Linked DNA regions of Homo sapiens: region 2 is linked to region 1. A link is a loop called in an ENCODE intact Hi-C map of the cell type or tissue named here. Cell type or tissue: CD4-positive, alpha-beta T cell. All regions are shown on one strand. Links, peaks and the distances in the headings refer to the core of each region. The heading gives the core; the rest is flanking DNA. Region 1 overlaps NADK (NAD kinase). Region 2 overlaps GNB1 (G protein subunit beta 1).

Region 1 (10,212 bases), core at 669-8,668:
GCGTGCAGGTGGCTCACGGTCCTCCGGCCTGGTCAGCCAGCAAAGCCCCCGCCCTGCACACGGCTCCCCCTGCTCTCCCCGCCAACAGTCACCACTGACCCAGTGGCCTGGCCTACACCCATTCCAGCCCTGAGGCTCAGCTGAGCCCAGCCAGAGCCACCAGCAGCGGCGTCGTACACCGGCCCAGGCACCCACCGCTGTGTGTGACCACAAACCAGCGCCTCGACCTCTTCCTGGGTCACCTGCAAAGCAGGACACCAGCCCTTGCAGGCACGCACGGCTGTGGGTACTGCACGGAGAGGGCAGGGGGTGGCGTGAAGCTTGCAGGCACACACGGCTGTGGGTACTGCACGGAGAGGGCAGGGGGTGGCGTGAAGCCAGCATGGCCACAGCCTGGCCCGCCTGGCCAGCTCCTACTGAGACTGTCTCACACATGGGTGGCCACGCACACTGTGACACACGGGCACTCACGCACCTCCACAACACAGGCCCACCAATTCCCTGGACAACAAAACAGGAAGCGGGTGCCCTCCTCACCAGGCGCCCCCACAGGGTCTTGCTCTGGACTATCAGGGAAGACGGAAGTTCAGATGCATGGGAAGCCCTGCCCCTCCACAGCGGGGATGGGAAGCGGGAGGTTATGATCCCAGAGACACAGAGCCCAGAGGGGGCGTGCTCCCATGGGGGTGCCGAGAAAGCTGCATGCCCCTCAAGGCTGCCCCACAAACCCACCGCTTCCTCCTGCGGGGCTGTCTGGCCTCGGGCAGCTCGGGGACCACTGAGTACGCCCTGGTCTGAGGGCTGAGGCAGAACATGCACCTGTCCGGTGACCCCGCCCTGGCCCGAGTGACTGACGGCTGGTGAAGGCAGCAGCTGAGATGCGAGTGACAAAGGAGTGGCTCTGCCAGGACCAGGAAGTGCAGGGAGGGCACCAGGCAGCGGGGGAGAGGCCCGGTGGGGTGCCAGGGACACAGCAAGCACAGGATGGCGGGACAGAGCCACGGCGGGGCCGGGAGGGCAGTGGAGCACTCTGGGTCACCCACGTGGCTGCTGTGCAGGGAAGGGATGGTGAGGCCGCGGCGAGTGGTCAGGAGTCCACACAGCGGAGGGCAGCCGGGCAATAGTGCAGGGGAGCTGCTTGGATATTTTGGGATCAAAGTGACAGAATCTGCAGATGGACTGGATGAGGGAAAGCAAACAGGGGTCGGGCCCCCCGCCTCAGGCATTTGGCAGCAGTGACAGGTCACAGACACTCCGGGAACCAGTGGCACTGAAAGGGCTGGGCCTCAAAAGCACAAGTGCGAGTCACTTCCATCCTAAGGGGCTCCGTCAGCGTCTGGAGCAGCAAGGCCAACCCCCGTCCTGCCTGGGACGCACGCTGCCGCGGGGCCCACACTTTGCAGAGCAGCTCCTCGGATGACTCCCCCGTGGCTCCTGGGACCTGAACTTCGGTGACAGCCCAGGGCTGGGGCCTCCGTCCCTGCTGTGCGCCCCCAGCCTCCATGGCACCGGTGCCTGTCAGCAAAGGGCCATGCAGTGGCCGCCCCCGTATCACACGGCCGCATTGCGCTTTCTGGTCAACAGTCCCCAGCAGCCTGCGCGCTGGAACACTCGGCCCTTCCGCATGGTCCTCCCTTGCAGAAAGTGAAGCATCCATGACTCCGTGAAGGAGGAGGCCCTGAAGAGAGCCCGTTCTGCACAGAGGAAGAGAGCCCGTTCTGCACAGAGGCCTGAGAGCTGAGGCACCAGTCCCAGAAGCAAAGGCTTCTCTGGGGAAGAGGCAATGAGGATGTCTACCAGGTGCAGAATACGACTCTCAGGGCTGGCTGGGAGCTCACTTTTTTCTCTGGAGACAGTCTTGCTCTGTCGCCCAGGCGGAATGCACTTTGATAATCACAGCTCCCTGCAATCTCAACCTCCCAGGTTCAGGTGATCCTCCCGCCCCAGCCTCCTTGGCAACTGGGACTACAGGTGTGTGCAACGATGCCTGCTAATTTTTGTATTTTTCTGAGTCTGAGTCTTGCTCTGTCGCCCAGGCTGGAGTGCAATGGTGCGATCTTCGGCTTACTGCAACATCTGCCTCCCGGGTTCAAGCAGTTCTCTGTCTCAGCCTCCCAAGTAGCTGGGATTATAGGCACGCGCCACCATGCTTGGCTAATTTTTGTACTTTTAGTAGAGATGGGGTTTCACCATATTGGCCAGGCTGGTCTTGAACTCCTGACCTCGTGATCCGCCCCCCTTGGCCTCCCAAAGTGCTGGGATTACAGGTGTGAGCCACCGCAGCTGACCAATTTTTGTGTTTTTTGTAGGGATGGGCTTTCACCATGTTGCCCGGGCTGGTCTCAAACTCCTGGGCCCAAGTGATCTGCCTGCTTCGGACTCCCACAGTGCTGGGACTGCAGGTGTGAGCCACTGCGCCCAGCCTGGATTATAATTCTTTACACATAAAACACAGATATCAGATCGATCACTGTTGCGTTTTTCCCATGACACTATGACGGGCCTCCAGGCAGAATGTGTTGACAAACTGAACCATCAAATAGCAAACGCAACCCACCCCAGAATTCTCACTCACTCTTAAAGAAACAAAAAGGCAGCCCTGAGGATCTCATGTGGAAGCCGCCACACCCACGGGCTGTGACCCGGTCTCCAGGCCCCGGCTCGCCTGCCGTCCACTTTCTCAAAGCCACTGGAAAAGCCACAGCTGGGGAGCCCCCGCTCGGATGCCTGCACTCAGGGGGTTCAGGGAGGACGCCCATGTGGCTTTTTGTTTAAATGACCTAAACATGTACTTCTCACATGAAGTGCTAGAATCTTCCTCAACACAGCGATCCCACAACTCCACACACATCCCGAGGACTCCCCCATCCCATGGCCCCCGGCACTCACATGATGGTCTAGGGGTTCTCTCCCTTCCAAGAACCCCCCGTCCTGGGGCCCCAGCACTCACATGATGGTCTGGGGGTTCTGCAGCACACAGGCCTTTGGTCCAAAAGTGGTCACCGGGCATGGCCCATGAAGAGAGCGTGTCCTCCTGTGGGGAGAGGGCAGTGTCAGAGCCACCAGGGCCTGAAACCAGACATGCAGTGACAGACACAGATACAGAGGAGGTTACACGGTAAGGCATACATGCAATTTGAAAGATGCCAACTCCATCTGCCCAGCAGCCACACAATAGCCCTTGGAAGGTTCTGCCCAGGTCCATGGCTGCACTGGAGCGGCACCTGTGAGGAGCACGCATGCCCACGCGCCGCTCAGATCATGACCCAAGCCGGGGAGAGCTTCAGCCCAAACAAGGAAAATGCCAGGGCCAGGGCCAGCCTGGGATCAGAATTCCTCAGTGTCTCCAGGACCCCTCTCTAGATCTGCATTTGGGACTCAAAACCTGAGACAACATCTCATCTCTAAATCGTCTAGATTAAAATTCTAGCACAAATGTTCACTCTGAACTCATGTCAATAAAAAAGACGTAGGCCGGGCGCAGTGGCTCACACTTGTAATCTCAGCACTTCAGGAGGCTGAGGTGGGTGGATCACGTGAGGTCAGGAGTTTGAGACCAGCCTGGCCAACATGGTGAAACCCCCATCCTTACTAAAAAAAGAAAAATTAGCCAGGCCTGGTGGCGTGTGCCTGCAGTCCGAGCTACTCAGGAGGCTGAGGCAAGAGAACTGCTTGAACCCAGGAGGTGGTGGTTGCAGTGAGCCGAGATCGAGCCACTGTACTCCAGCCTGGCTGAAAAAAGTGAAACTCTGTCTCAAAATGAATGAATGAATGAATGAATGAATGAATGAATAAAAGACGCCAGATGAACGGCTCAACAACTTTCCTAGTGATTTAAACATGGCCAGGTCACAGTTAAATCACCCAGCCAGGGGCTGTGGCAGCCGCACGCGTCCTGGGGAGAATGCTGTCAGGACCGCTGTGCTCCTCAGGGTCCAGCACTGAGGCTGCCCTCGTCCTAGGTGCCCGGGAGCCTCCCAGTCCCTTCACAAACTCAGAAAACTTGCACACAGCTGGCCAGGCAACGGCCCAACAAAATCCTCAAGTCCCAATGCAGAAGAACGGCCTTCCGCTGCCTCGCAGGGCCAGACAACCCCAGGAGAGCCGTGGTGCCCTGAGGGCTGCTCCACAGGTGACACAGGCGTGGCCATCAGTGGTCACGGACTTGTTTACCTCAGCCTTTTAAAAATTGGTAAGTACAGGCCGGGTGCAGTGACTCACGCCTGTAATCCCAGCACTTTGGGAGGCCAAGGCAGGCGGATCACGAGGCAGGAGATTGAGACCATCCTGGCTAACACGGTGAAACCCTGTCTCTACACAAAAATACAAAAAATTAGCCGGGCGTTGTGGCTCACGCCTGTAATCCCAGCACTTTGGGAGGCTGAGGTGGGCGGATCACCTCAAGTCAGGTGTTCGAGACCAGCCTGGCCAACATGGTGAAATCCCATCTCTACTAAAAATACAAAAATTAGACAGGCGTGGTGGCATATGCCTGTAATCCCAGCTACTCAGGAGGCTGAGGCAGGAGAATCACTTGAACTCGGGAGGCAGAGCTTGCAGTGAGCCTAGATCACACCACTGCACTCCAGCCTGGGCGACAGAGCAAGACTCCATCTCAAAAAAAAAAAAAAAAAGAAGAAGAAAACGAAGTACATTACAAAAGAATTTTACTTACTTACGAACTGAAAAGATTATTGCGGAAAACAATGTTTCTCGAAGTGGGTGTTGGGATTTAATGTTTCCTTCCCAAGGACAGGCTATGCTTGGGCGTATTTGGCTACCTCCTCCCCCACCTCACCCTGAAGGCGCCTGTCACTCACTATGGAGGCGACCTCTGACCCAGGGCTGCTGTCATCAGGTTCAGAATGCAACAGAAATGGTGCATTATGCCAAAGAACCCACAGGAAAAAAAAATAAAACCCCAAAGCAATTCTGTTCACGCAGTCACTGCGCTGGGGTGGCCTGGAGGTACAGGACAACGACCCCCACTGACAACGAGGCAACGAGGCATCTGAGAAAGGCTGAGTGGTGACGTGGTGCCTGCGGGATGAAGGCAGCCACCAGCGCTCGTAGCCTCCTGGCTCAGGCAGCGACTCTGTAGACAGAAAACGTGGGAGTAGCCTGTTTCTCCACGGCTGCCACCACGTCAGAGGCGCTACAGGCTCTCCCATCTCACTGGGTAAGACAACATGCTTTCTAAGACTACTTTTCACCAAAAAGCCCCCCTTGCATTTGATAGTCGTGATCCTTGTTAGGCAGCGCCGGCTCTGGCAAGCTTCCACCTAAAACTCACCACATTTACCATCACCAGAACCGAGAGCACCATCCCCAGGCACCATCACAGCTGTGCTTGTGCGGCCACCGTCATGCAAAGCCCGGGGCGCTGTTGCCCAAGCAGCATTGTGCAAGGGTGAGCGCTGTGGGCACTCTTGGCACAGGAGGGAGCCACTTGCCCAACATGTGAGAGGGCTGGGCCCGCCCAAGGCCACGCTCATAACTCTGCCTCCACCAGCCCTGCTCACAGTGCAGAACCCCCCAGCCTTCGCCTCTCAAAACAAGCAGAGCCAAGAGGGATGTCCCCTCACACCCCAGTGACTTCTGTAGAGCAAATGTTTCCAGGCCAGGCACAGTGGCTTGCACCGGTAATCCCAGCACTTTGGGAGGCTGAGACGGGCAGATCACCTGACGTCAGGGGTTCAAGACCAGCCTGGCCAACATGGTGAAACCCCGTCTCTACAAAAATACAAAAATTAGCCGGGCATGGTGGTGCACGCCTGTAATCCCAGCTTCTTGGGAGGATGAGGCAGGAGAATCACTTGAACCTGGGAGGCGGAGGTTGCAGTGAGCCAAGATTGCGCCACTGCACTCCAGCTTGGGGGACAGAGCGAGACTCAGTCTCAAAAAAAAGTTTCCTCTCCAAGTGCGCTTCAGTCTAACATCAAGGGTCAGCGTAGGCGCCAGTTAGATGGTTCTGTGCTGATACAGACAGATAGAGAAACACGGTGGCACCCTGTGCCTGTGCTGGCACCTGGGAACGTGCGCCAGGCAGGTGTCCATGGGCCAGGATCCCCCTTCAAGGGCACAGCTTCACCTGGGCAAGGACCCAGCCTCACCTTCCGGATGCATCGACGCAGACTACTCAGGAGAATTCTTCATAATCGTTTTAAGAAAGAATATTATGAAATCAGACGAGAAAAAAAAGAGGAACCATCCCTCCCAGTTGTACCTGAACTCCTTGGTGCTCCCCAGGGCGGGCGAGGCAGACAGGCTGCGAGACTTGGCCCGGCCCCGGATGGGGTGGTTGTAACTCCAGGTCTCATCGCCGTGGCAGGCCGAGCAGCAGTAAGCAGCCGCGTCTGGACTCAATTCCTTATTCATGGTCATTTTTTCTTGTTCCATTTCCATTGTCAGGAAATGAGAACTTCGGTCAGAAAAACACTGATGCCTTAATTTAATAAAATAAATAATGTAAATAAAGTAAATAAATATGTATGAAACAATAATAATTTACACATACATATGTTCCATTTCATCAAGGGGAAAAAATGGCTGAAGTCCAATTTACCAAAGTACTTTGAAAACAGACTGTTTCCATTGCAAAGATATTTAAGAACTACTCTAGGTTTTTGGCTGGGTGCCGTGGCTCACGCCTGTCATCCCAGCACTTTGGGAGGTAGAGGCGGGCAGATCACTTGAGGCCAGGAGTTCGAAACCAGCCTCGCCTGACCAATATGGTGAAATCCCGTCTCTACTAAAAATACAAAAATTAGCTGTGGTGGGCGCCTGTAGTCCTAGCTACTCGGTAGACTGAGGCAGGAGAATCGCTTGAACCCAGGAGGTGGAGGCTGCAGTAAGTCGAGATCATGCCATTGCACTCCAGCCTGGGTGACTAGAGTGAAACTTCATCTCAAAATTTTTTCTGTAAAATAATATTAACAAAAAAAATTGTTTCAAAAAAGAACAAAATAGAAAGTCACACTGTGTGGCCAGGTGTGGTGGCTCATGCCTGTAATCCCAGCACTTTGGGAGGCTGGAGAGAAAGGATCAGTTGAGGCCAGGGGTTCAAGACCACTCTGGGCAACAAAGAACTCTTCTCTAGCAAAAAAAAAATTAGCCGGGCATGGTAGCCCATGAGCGAGACCCTGTCTTAAGAAAAGAAAGACTCTGGCCAGGTGCGGTGGCTCACCTGAGGTCGGGAGTTTGAGACCAGCCTGACCAACATGGAGAAACCCCCATCTCTATTAAAATTACAAAATTAGCTGGGCGTGGTTGCGCATGTCTGTAATCCCAGCTACTTGGGAGGTTGAGGCAGGAGAATCGCTTGAACCCGGGAAGCGGAGGTTGTGGTGAGCTGAGATTGTGCCACTGCACTCCAGCCTGGGCAACAAGAACGAAAGAAACTCCGTCTCAAAAAAAAAAAAAAAAAAAAAAAAAAAAAAAAAAAAAAAAGACAGGCTCTTTTCTCGTAAACAATACAACACATTAATGAGAGAGAAAGTGTGCAATTTCAAATACCCTAGTCCAGAAAAGCTGTCAAATAAAATTGAACCAGCAGATATGTTGTGAACTCCATGCCTTGCATCGTGAATTCAGCGCCAATGAAATATTTACCAAACTGACCAATATTAAGCCTCAAAGAAAACTGGTGAGGATAGAAAACCTCACCCTTTTTTCCCCTTTTTCTTTTTCTTTTTTTTTTTTTGAGACAGGATCCCACCTCAGCCTTCCAAGTAGCTGGGACTACAGGAGTACAGCACCACGTCCAGCTAATTTTTTTTCCTTTGGTAGAGACAGGGTGTCTTGCTCTGTTGCCCAGGCTGGTCTTCAATTCCTGGCCTCAAGTGATCCTCCCAACTCAGCCTCCCAACACAGTGCTAGGATTATAGGCATGAGCCACCATGCCTGGCCTAGAACCTCATCTTTTTTTTTTTGAGACAGAGTCTCACTCTGTCGCCCACGCTGGAGTGCAGTGGTGTGATCGCAGCTCACTGCAACGTCTGCTTCCCGGGTTCAAGTGATTTTCCTGCTTCAGCCTCCCTAGCAGCTGGGACTACAGGCGTGCGCCACCACGCTCAGCTAATTTTTTTGAATTTTTAGTAGAGATGGGGTTTCACCATGTTGGCCAGGCTGGTCTCCAACTCTTGACCTCAAATGATCTGCCCGCCTCAGCATCCCGAAGTGCTGGGATTACAGGCGTAAGCCACCACGCCCAGCCTAGAACCTCATCTTCTGACCACAATACAATAAAACCAGGAAGAGATAGAAACAAAGAAAAGCCCTCAGCCACTTGGAAGTTTCTGAACTTTCTCTTAAGCAACCCAGGGATCAAAGTGAAGATCAGACCCAACATCTGGAACACCCAGAAGCTGGAGGTGACATAAACAGGCTGCCAGGGTCGGTTCAATCCCATCAAAGCTGGGTCACAGCCCATGGGAAACCATGAACTGAGCATTCAAGCCAATAAAGCCAGAAATAGAATAAAACAAGCTTCAGAAGAACAGAAGAGGGGCCGTGCACAGAAACAATAAAAATCACTCAACAGAGGCTAAACACACAAAATAAAGCCAAACATACCTTCTCATTAAAGAAGATAAATCTTAATGAGGACAAGGTAGATTCTGGCATTAAAAAGGATAAATGTGACATTATGGACTGAATGTGTCCTCCCCAAATTTATTTTTTATTTTTATTTTGTAGAGACAAGGTCTCTCTGTGTTGCCTAGGCTGGTCTCAAACTCCTGGGCTCAGGTGATCCTCCTGCCTTGGCTTCCCAAAGTGCTTGGACTATAGGTGTGAGCCACTCCACCCAGCAATCCCCCCAAATTCCTACATTGAAGCCCTAACTTCCAGTGTGGCTGAATATGGAGGTGGGCCTCTAAGAAAGGAGTTAAATGGGCGCGGTGGCACACATCTGTAATCCTAACACTGTGGGAGGCTGAGGCGGGCAGATCATCTGAGGTCAGGAGCTCAAGACCAGCCTGACCAACATAGTGAAACTCTGTCCCTAAAAAATACAAAAATTAGCCGGGCGTGGTGGCGGGCGCCTGTAATCCTAGCTACTTGGGACGCTGAGGCAGGAGAAATGCTTGAACCCAGGAGGCAGAGGTTGCAGTGAGCCGAGATTGTGCCACTGCACTCCAGCCTGGGCCACAAGAGCAAAACTCCGTCTCAAAAAAAAAAAAAAAAGAAAAAATGAGGTCATAAGTGTGGGGTCTGATCAGACAGAATGAGCATCCTTGTAAGAAGAGACACCAGGCTAGGCACGGTGGCTCACTCATGTAATCCCAGGGCTTTGGGAGGCTGAGGTAAGAGGATCACTTGAGGCCAGGAGTTCAGGAACAGCCTGGGCAACATAGCAGGATTCTGTCTCTACAAAACAAAAACAAAAACAAAACCAAAACAAAAACAGTTGGACACAGTGGTGCATGCCTGCAGTCCCAGGTACTTGGAGGCTCCGGCAAGAGGATCAATGAGCCCAGGAGTTTGAGGTTTTGCAGTGAACTGTGATTGTGCTGTTGCACTCCAGCCTAGGCAATAGAGACCCTGTCTCAAAAACAAAACAGAACACCAGAGAGCTCTCTCCTCACCTCTGTTCCCACCCTCACTGGGCACAAAAGTAAAGCCATGTGGGGACACAGAGAAGATGGCCATTACAGTGAGAAAGAGAGTCTTTACGATGAACCAAATTAGCTGGGACCCTGACCTTGGACTCTTGGCCTCCAGAGCTCTGAGAACAAACATTTTTGTTGTTTACCCGCCCCCTGCCCCATGCCTGTGGCACTTTGTTACAGCAGCCTAAATAAAACAACTAAAATATGTGAGATGATGGCAAGGTGGGCAGAAGGAAAGTTCAGGAACTATGGACACAAGACTGTGGGCCCTATGCTACGGTCAAAGCCAACGGGTTCTCTGAATACCCAAAAGCTGGTTCTCTCTCTGGCTGCATTCTACAATCACCTTAGGAGCTTCAAACAACACCAATTCCTACGTGCCCTCCAGACTGAATGATCAGAACCTGAAGGTACAGCCCAGGCACCGGCACTTTAAAAGAGCTCCCCAGAAGATTCTAATGTTTAGCGAGAATTGACAGTACTGTCCCAGTGGGTCAATATCTCCCTAGCTTAAGACATACCAGGCGGGATGTGGTGGCTCACGCCTGTAATCCCAGTGCTTTGGGAGACCAAGGTGGGCGGATCACTTCAGGCCAGGAGT
Region 2 (9,980 bases), core at 1-8,000, 58 kb after region 1:
GCGTGACTCAGTGGGCTCTTACCTGAGAGAGAGTTGCATCTGCACATGCTTTCCTGGCGTCCTGGGAAGCAAGGACAGTGAGAAATTAGCAACCTTTCAGATACATTCAATCTCAGGTCCACACATACCAAAGTTTCAAAGAGAGCTTTCCTAAGCTGTCAGGAGCAAAAGCAGAATGTGAAAGAACGGCAGAGTCTCCTTGCATCTCAACACCCCATGGTCTACTACCATCTGTGGACTGTCCAGGCCACGCTGAACAGAGAACCAGTAGTACCCAAATCTGTCTAAGACCTGCAGCACAATATTCCTGGGGACCCACAGCTGTGGCCAGCACCGAGGAGACCACACTGCAAGCTGGGGCAGCACCCACACACCCGGGACCCTGGTGCTGCCTGTGCCCTCACTGCTGCACAGGCTGGCACACACGACTTGCTCTTTTTACAAAGCCCATCTAGGGTCAGGAAGGCTGTGGCCCAAAGAAAAGGTCTATTAAAAAAAAAAAAAAAAAAAAAAAAGTCTAAAAAGGACCAGATACCCAGCCCAAAAAAACTTTTCTTCAGACTGCATTAACTAAGTACTTTGTTTTCAAGAGAAACAATCATTAATTCTAAATTCTATGGAGGGCGCGGTCTCACGTCTGTAATCCTAGCACTTTGGGAAGCTGAGGCAGGAGGATCTCTTGAGCCCATGAGTTCAAGACCAGCCTGGGCAACAAAGTGAGACCTTGTCTCTACTAAAAATAAAAATTAAAAATTTAAGGAAAATAGGCTGGGTGTGGTGGCTGACACCTATAATCCCAGCACTTTGGGAGGCCGAGGTGGGTGGATCACCTGAGGTCAGGAGTTCAAGACCAGCCTGGCCAACATGGTGAAACCCCATCTCTACTAAAAATACAAAAAATAGCTGGGTGTGGTGGCGCACGCCTGTAATCCCAGCTACTCAGGAGGCTGAGGCAGGAGAATCACTTGAACCCGGGAGGCGGAGGTTGCAGGGAGCCGAGACTGCGCCACTGCACTCCAGTCTGGGAAACAGAGCAAGACTCCATCTCAAAAAAAACAAAAATAATAATAAAATAAAATAAAGGAAAACAAAGAAAAATAAATAAATTCTATGGAAAACGAGCAAGGGACCTGGAGCCAGACAATCAGATGTACATGAGCCTCTTGGCTGTTCTCGTTGCTCATCTACAAATGACCTGCGGCTGCAGGTAGGCACTGTGAAGGGATCCACCAATGCTAACTCAAGTGTCTTCATTACTAAGGGATCAAAGTTACTAGAAAATAGACCTGGAAATCTCAAAAGAGAACGTACGTTTAGAAATAGAAAGGTACGTAACATGAAGGAAAATAAGACAATGGCTAACAGGTTTAAAGTTTGAGTGTTGGTATAATTTTTTTTTTAATCACAACTATTTTTTTTTTTTGAGACAGAGTCTCGCTCTGTCTTGCCCAGGCGGGAGTGCTGTGTCGCGATCTCAGCTCACCGCAGCCTCCGCCTCCCAGGTTCAAGTGATTCTTCCCGTCTCAGCCTCTTGAGTAGCTGAGACCACAGGCGTGTGCCACCACACCGGCTAATTTAGTATTTTTAGTAGAGATGAGGTTTCACCATATTGGCCAGGCTGGTCTAGAACTCCTGACCTCAGGTGATCCGCTCATCTCAGCCTCCCAAAGTGCTGGGATTACAGGCGTGAGCCACCCCGCCTGGCCTCTTTTTTTTTTTAAACTATGTATTTATTTATTTTTATGACAGGATCTGGCTCTGTTGCCCAGCCTGGAGTGCAGTGATGTCATCACAGCTCACTGCAGCCTCGACCTCCTGGGCTCAGGTGACCCTCCCACGTCAGCCTCCTGAATAGCTGGGACTACAAGCATGCATTACTATGCCCGGCTAATTTTTTTTTTTTTTTTGTAGAGATGGGGATCTCGTCATGTTGCCTGTGGCTGGTCTTGAACTCCTGGGCTCAAATGATCCTTCCCCCTTGGCCTCCCAAAGTGTTGGGATTATAGGGGAGAGTTACCATGCCCAGCTGACACTTTCTAGTAAGAAAAATGTGTTTATATGCTGTCATCTGACCATCTACTTTCAAAATGGCAAATGGCATGTGCAGCCCTTACAGGCGTGCGTCCAAGTGCCCCACATGGGGAAGGTGGAGGACGAGTTCCCAGCGGTTCAGGCTTTTGGGGCAAACTGCTCACTGCAAATGATTTCTACTTTAGGAAGCTTGTGGGAATATTATAAACTGATAATATGGAAATATATTGGTCAGGCGCAGTGGCTCATGCCTGTAATCCCAACACCTCAGGCGGCTGAGGTGGGTGGATCACCTGAGGTCAGGAGTTCAAGACAAGCCTGGCCAACATGGTGAAACCCCATCCCTACTAAAAACACAAAAATTAACCAGGCATGGTGGCCGGCACCTGTAATCGTAACTATTTGGGGAGGCTGAGGCAGGAGAATCGCTTGAACCTGGGAGGCAGAGGTTGCAGTGAGCTGAGATCACACCACTGCACTCCAGCCCGGGCAACAGAGCGAGACTCTGTTTAAAAAAAAAAAAAAAAAAAAAAAAGGAACTATACTGAGATTATTATAAATATACCAAATTTATACATTCCAAATTCATCTTTAGTTAAGCTCTTTATTGGTCATTCTGCTTATAATTAAGACACACACAAAAAAATCGAGTATTTCTATGCAAGCAGTAACATTTGGAGTAAGGGGGATGAAGAATACTTAGAGCAGCAGAAGTCTTTTTGTCAATGAATTTTACTGGCAAGTACTGAGTTTAATATTTGTTTTTGAAATACTATTCTTGTTGATGTTACAGCCTTTGATTTTAAAACATCATAAGAAAATTTAAAATGGAGAAAATAAAACATGAGATTTAAGCAACTTCCCCCGGTTAGTGTCCAATGACTAAAATGAGTTTCTTAAGGTACAGTGTAACAGACTGTGGTGATACTACTGTTAAACCGAAGGAAAAACTACTGTAAAAACAACACACAGATAACTTCAATTCAATCTTTATTTTAGCCAATAACCAGCTTATTTAACTGAGTGCAGCACTTTGCAGAACAGACACCTTCAACTTTTAAAACTGTAGGAAGAAGTCTTTTAATGGAAACAAGCTCTATAACTGCTTAACAAAGAAGAAAAAGTCTTCAAGTTCTTTCAGATTAATTTCCAGTTTAATGGACTCCTGTAGATACATATTATGATGTCCACTTAAACCAGAGATGAACATATCCAAGCCACTCATCAGTTGATTTCTCATTCTTTTTGGATTTGTCAAATGACACAGTAACACACTTACTTTGGGGTTTCATCCTAAATTAAAGCCTGGGCCCTGCTCAGCATGGAGTCGCTGGACATTTTGGACCGGGCATCCATTGCAGCTGCCTCTCGCACGAATGGACCCTGCTCCCTTGCACTGGCTGGCATGCCGCTCCAGAACACATCTACGCCTGTGCATCCTGTGGAGCTTTCCTTACTCCATCAGCTACTCTGTGTATTTTAAGGCACACCATGTTTTAATCAGAATCCCTCTGAGAGCCTGTGTTTCCTCAATAATAATCAAAAGGAGCATGCAAGGTCCTTTAAGGGTCTTTTGGCTGAAAAACAAATCTAAGAAAGAAAACAGCCCCTTTTAGAATCATCTACAATTTCTTGTTTGATTCACTATGCTCTGCATTCTTTAACAAGCACGTATTCCTTGGGCAATCAGGAAAAAATGTTCTACATTTTAAAAATAAGTCTTCCTTTCCCATTTGGGGTAAAAGGACTTCAACAGCTTTTGCTGTCCCTGTCTCGTGCAAAGGAACTAACACAGCGCGGTTCCTGGTACTTCGGAGACAAAGCAGCTAGGCGCCTCTCCTAGTGAACGTCCCACCGCGGGGGCCATGACCTGCCTGTGGCTGCTGCGCACAGCAAACGGAACCAGGAGACTTGGGACAAAAACAGTGTCAAATATCTCAATTAAAATGTATTAATTACACATTGCATAATAAATAATATTTTAGATATACTGCCTTAGATAAAATTTGTTGGGCCAGGCATGGTGGTTCACACCTGCCAGCACTTTGGGAGGCTGAGGCGGGAAGATCCCTTGAGCCCTAGGAGTTCAAGACCAGCTGGGGCAACATGGTGGACTCTGTCTCTACAAAATTGAAAAAAACCAGCCAGGTGTGGCAGCATGCTCCTGTAGTTCCAGCTACTCGGGAGGCTGCAGTGAGCTGTGATCGCACCACTGCTCTCCAGCTTGAATGACTGACAGAGACCCTGTCTCAAAACACACAAACAAAAAAATGAAAAAAACCTTGTTAGGGTTAATTCCACCCGTTTCTTTTCATTCTTTTTCAAAAGACAGGGCCTTTCTACCTTACAAAGGCTGGTCTCAAGCTTTTGGGCTCATGCAATCCTCCTGCCTTGGTATCCCAAAGTACTGGGATTAACGGCATGAGCCACGGTGCCTGGCCGTCTCTCTTTTTACTTTTTTTTTTTTTTTTTTTGAGACGGAGTCTCGCTCTGTCTCCCAGGCTGGAGTGTGCAGTGGCGCGCTCTCGCCTCACTGCAAGCTCCGCCTCCCAGGTTCACGCCATTCCCTGCCTCAGCCTCCCAAGTAGTTGGGACTACAGGCGCCCACCACCACCACACCTGGCTAATTTTTTTTGTATTTTTTTTCTTTTAGTAGAGACGGGGTTTCACCGTGTTAGCCAGGATGGTATCGATCTCCTGACCTTGTGATCCACATGCCTCAGCCTCCCAAAGTGCTGGGATTACAGGCGTCAGCCACCGCGCCCGACCTCTTTTTACATTTTTTATGTGGCAACAAGAGCATGTGGGGAATGTCACGTGACATTTGTGCCAGCCCAAGAGGGAGCCCCCTGTGCAAGAAGGCCCTGGGGAATTCACAACGTGACAGGGTCCAAACCTCGGAAGGAGGTGCAACAGTTCCTTTTGGCCTTAATTTTTTAAATTTGGGTGTCTTTCACCTGTGCCATACAAGCTCTTTCCATCTGCTATGAATAGATCCAAGTCCACTATTTGTGAACAACTTATAGCTGTCAGAAAAACAAAATTTCTTCAAATATGCCAAATCACCCTACTATTTAAGACATTTTCAGGGTAAACTTTAAAATTCTGATTTCTAGGCCGGGCGTGGTGGCTCATGCCTGTAATCCCCGCACTTTGGGAGGCCGAGGTGGGCGGATCACGAGGTCAGGAGATCGAGACCATCCTGGCTAACACGGTGAAACCCCATCTCTACTAAAAGTACAAAAAATTAGCCGGGTGTGGTGGCGGGCGCCTATAGTCCCAGCTCCTCAGGAGGCCGAGGCAGGAGAATGGTGTGAACCCAGGAGGAGGAGCTTGCAGTGAGCTGAGATCGCGCCACTGCACTCCAGCCTGGGGAACAGGGCGAGACTGTCTCCAGAAAAAAAAAAAAAAAAAAAAAAAAATCTGATTTCTATAAGATGAAATATAGTCTCAAAAGCAGGTGGTAAAGAGCTGAGAGTGTTCTGAACCCCCCCAAAAACCCAGTTAGATTATTATTAAATAACAACACTTTGCTTTTCTTTTTTACTTGCCAAAAACCATGCTGACTTAAAATGAACAGCAGAAGCTTAAGTATTAAGTCAGGCAAAATTTGAATACCTTTTGGTTTTATTTAAATAGATATTTCAGAGAATAATTTTATATCAAACTAAATATTTCAGAACACATTTGATTAATTTTGGTGGAGGGGACATGTTAAACAAGTCTGATCAGAGCAAACTATTAAAAAAATCTAAGTCTTCCCTATTCACCTATGTAAGATCTTTTAAATGTTAAGATTTAAAATTCTTACAGTAGAGGATACTTTGTTTTCTCTTTGGCTGTAAATCTCAGAGAATTCCATTATTTTTTCTCAAGTTCAGGAACAAGTTGCCTAAAATTATGTTGGTGTTTCTCTCTCCAAATCCTGGTGGGCTTTCTAAACATGTAATTGGCCGTTTAAAAGGAAATACTTGACTTCATCCTTGCACTGGAGTCAGAAAAATAAACTGTTGTTTTTTATTTTATTTTACTGTATTTTGAGAAGGTGTCACTTTGTCACCTAGGCTGCAGTGCAGTGGTGCAATCACAGCTTACTATACAGCCTCAACCTCCTGGGCTCAAGTGATCCTCCTGGGTAGCTCAGACTACAGGCGCGCACCACCATACCCAGCTTATAAACTGTTATTTAGGTATGTACTGAATGTCATCAGCTTCCTGTACAGCGACACTCTGAAGAACAGCTAAAGCTTGACAGAGCAAACAAGAGTAAGAGAAAGCTCTTACATCAAATGGACAAAACCTAAAAACATACTGAAGACGTGGTTTTTCCTGAGAAGTCTGCCTCTTTTTCTCTTACTCTTCACATCAGCAGTTTCAGAAAGGAAACACATACTTGCATTAAATGTTTCTCTATAAAATATTTACTAGAAGTACTGCTTCACAAAAGTAGGAGCAGCAGAATGAATTCCATTTAGACCTACTGCTCCTCCCTTTTCAGAAAGTTATGAGGCAAGAGAATTGCTTGAAAGAGGTTGCAGTGAGACGAGATCGCGCCACTGCACTCCAGCCTGGGCACAACAGAGTGAAACTCTCTCTCAAATAAAAGTTTATGAACTCTGCAATTTAACATCCTACATCAGTCACAGACTGGAATTTAATGTTTTAGAATTCTGTGAAAGGTATTCTTTTTACAGTGCAGTTTATTTACACACGGTAAATAAATTTATCTTCAATTTTTTTTTTATTTTTCAGGGTCTCACTCTGACGCCCAGGTTGGAGTGCAGTGGCACAATCTCGGCTCACTGGATCCTCTGCCTCCCGGGTTCAAGGGATTCTCTGACTTTAGCCTCCTGAGTAGCTGGGAATACAGGCACACACCACCACACCCAGCTAATTTTTATATTTTTTGTAGAGATGGGGGTTTCACTATGTTGCCCTGGCTGGTCTCGAACTCCCGACCTCAGGTGATCCACCCGCCTTGGCCTCCCAAACTGCTGGGATTCCAGGCATGAGCCCCCCACACCCGGCCTCTATCTTGGATTTAGATATATCTGCTCCATCTAGCAGTCTATCAGAAGCTGTAGATTCCAATCATCACCGCTAGGGAAGATCTTTCAAAATTAGGAAAAAATACATCAGATATACCTGAAATACTTTTTTTATTGTTGTTAATACTCTTACTTTTAAGCAAGTTTTCTGCTGTCAATAGTCCCAATATTCAGGGGAGGGAGGTAGATATCACAGTCTGATCAGTGGCCCAGGGTATCACAAATTTTCAAGGTTATGATAAAGAATGCAAAAGACACTTATAAATTCTACGGAGACATCTGGTGTATATTCAAATAACAAATTGTATACAGAAAGCAAAATCCCAAAAACAATGTACTAGGCTAAGTATCTAGATCTATAATTAGTACATCCTGGGCCAACTAAGATTCAATTTCATATAAAACATAGAACAAGTCATCCTGTAAACCATTTTTCCTAAAACAAGTAACATCTAACCTGAAACTCAAATGATTAATAAAACCAAGCACACACAACTACATACTCGAATCTGGTTCTTAAGTTGCTCGGCCTCCTGCCGTAACTGGTCAAGCTCACTCATCTTCCGATCTTAGTGCTCTTCAATGCCACCTTCAAGAATGTGAGATCTGAAACAGAAAGACAAGCACAATCAATAAACAACTGTTGGATAATTTAATGAAGCAGGTGAGAAAAGTAAATTGAAAGTTTAAGGTGGGCGTGGTGGCTCAAGCCTGTAATCCCAGCACTTTGGGAGGCCGAGGCGGGCAGATCACGAGGTCAGGAGATCGAGACCATCCTGGCTAACACGGTCAAACCCCTTCTCTACTAAAAATACAAAAAAATTAGCCAGGCATGGTGGCAGGCGCCTGTAGTCCCAGCTACTTGGGAGGCTGAGGCAGGAGAATGGCGTGAACCTGGGAGGCAGAGCTTGCAGTGAGCCGAGATGGCGCCAGTGCACTCCAGCCCGGGCTTCACAGCAATACTCCGTCTCAAAAAAAAAAAAAAGGAAAGTCTGAGAACTATGGTCTCATTACAAACCAGAGAACTTTTCTTCAGCATTCATCAGAACTTATACAATGGCTAAGTAGGGCCAGGTAAATAAAATATAATTATGATTATTTATTGGCTTTGCATAATATTACAATGTCTAAAATACTACTCAACATATGCTGGTGGGTTATAAAAAGAAAAATCTGTTAAGCATTTTTCATAAAAAAATCTAGGTCTCCCTATAAATCCAAGAACATAAGACTGACATTTAGGCCAGGTGTGGTGGCTCATGCCTGTAATCCCAACAATTTGGGAGGCCAAGGCGGGTGGATCACTTGAGGTCAGGAGTTCAAGACCAGCCTGGCTAACATGGTGAAACCCGATCTCTACTAAAAATACAAAAATTAGCTGGGCATGGTGGCACACGCCTGTAATCCCAACTACTTGGGAGGCTGAGGTAGAAGAATCATTTGAACCTGGGAGGCAGAGGTTGCACTGAGCCAAAATCACACCACTGCATTCCGGCCTGGGTGACAGAGCGAGACTCCATCTCAAAATAAAAAAAATAAAACCTGACACTTAGGATAGCTATCGCATGAAGACCTAGGGGAAGTTACTTCAGGGAACGGGGGTGAGTGGCAACCTGGCAACCAAGAATCTCAAAGCCACCTCATCTCAGTAACCATGAACCGCTACTGGTCAAAAGCTGTCAGGATGCTCACACAGCAATCCTGAGCACACAGGGTGTGTCCAGCAGTTTTTTGGCTCAGGGACAACCCACTCTCCCACCCAAGTGAGCCCTGGGATCCCAGGAGGCTCAGAAACAACACCTTGATCCTTATAGGTGCAGGCTAAATTAGGCTCAGTACAAGCCGCCCTGCCTTCTCGCCCTACTCACGTTAGACAATATTCCTGAAATCAAAGTAAAAACTAAATCACCTTGTTAAACAAGAGACTTATTTTCCCAAGAGAATGTCATAAATGGAGGCTGCATTTCTGACCAAGATCTTAGCTGTTAATGTATGACTGAAGATCTTGGCTGTTAAGTATGACTCAAGTATAACAAAGCTGAGGACACAGTTGCTAATGTCTTTAATCCCTTACAATTAGCTCTCACATGCAAGTACGGCTTATGCAAGCACTTCAATTTCCTACATAAATTACACAGAGGATCAATTTTACCATTATAACTTTTGTGTAAGTCAAAAGGCTAATACAATATACATCAAAATCTAACTGATAGCAGTTATTTTCTTGAGATTAAAACCCATCTGTGGGAAACTATCCGATGACCTAAGAAGCTCAGCCGTCAGTTTCCAGTCTGAACTTTCCTAGTGTGCCTAAAGGAATTCGAATAACCTACAGTATAGATACTTGATGTCTACGGTCCACAGAACCAGAAAGGCCTGCAAGGCATGCCCCGTAACACGAGCACGCAGACCAGGCATCCTGCTGCCACTGCTCTCTGGGGAGGCAGGCTGCACAGCAACACGGTGTCAGAAAGATTTCTGACCAAATAGTTGTTTCTAAAGGCATTATTTGAAACGGATGTTTTAATCATGAGGAAAGCTTCACTAAGGAAAAATACCTCAGGCCTCCCTGCACACATGGAGCATCACCGGAATTAGGTATGGACAAGGTCACACCTCAAGGGCAGTTTATTCTTAAGGGATAAGACTGGTTAATTCTTTCCCTGGTTTTCACATATAAATCCTAGCGACTGTGATTTGTGGACGTTAATGTGTTAAGCAGTAAGAGTGCCAGGACAAGATGAGCAGTGTCTCAGATGGAAGCTGTCTGGATGCCTTGTGCTTTGCATTCTTTCTGCATGCCCTGACACTACTCACTTGTATTTCACACATGATCAAATTATATTATGCACACAATTTTGCAGAGTTGGGGGTAGTTTTATTTCACCAGCACCCCGCACG

What was found. A loop is a pair of places that touch in the nucleus more often than their neighbours do. Peaks named below come from ENCODE experiments on the same cell type or tissue, not always from the same donor. Only the 100,000 strongest peaks of a DNase experiment are listed, where the experiment ranks them.
Region 2: a loop joins it to region 1, with 2.1 times the contacts of the local background. A loop is called at or near these places in 3 of 110 quality-filtered maps.

Annotation. Positions count from the first base shown.
Region 1 is chr1:1,759,002-1,769,213 of GRCh38, forward strand. It overlaps NADK (NAD kinase), which reads right to left. Exons shown (of 12, transcript NM_023018.5): 2 at 6,227-6,445; 3 at 2,951-3,034. The coding sequence starts at 6,405. Among named protein-coding and RNA genes, the nearest start is that of NADK, 14 kb to the right of the region's middle. RefSeq lists an enhancer at 993-1,950. In CD4-positive, alpha-beta T cell, for the core only: no CTCF peak of the experiment used is centred there; a DNase peak (open chromatin) is centred at 5,440.
Region 2 is chr1:1,817,815-1,827,794 of GRCh38, forward strand. It overlaps GNB1 (G protein subunit beta 1), which reads right to left. Exons shown (of 12, transcript NM_002074.5): 3 at 7,583-7,685; 4 at 23-61. The coding sequence starts at 7,639. Among named protein-coding and RNA genes, the nearest start is that of NADK, 44 kb to the left of the region's middle. RefSeq lists an enhancer at 8,194-9,097. In CD4-positive, alpha-beta T cell, for the core only: no CTCF peak of the experiment used is centred there; no DNase peak of the experiment used is centred there; H3K27ac peaks cover 358 bases.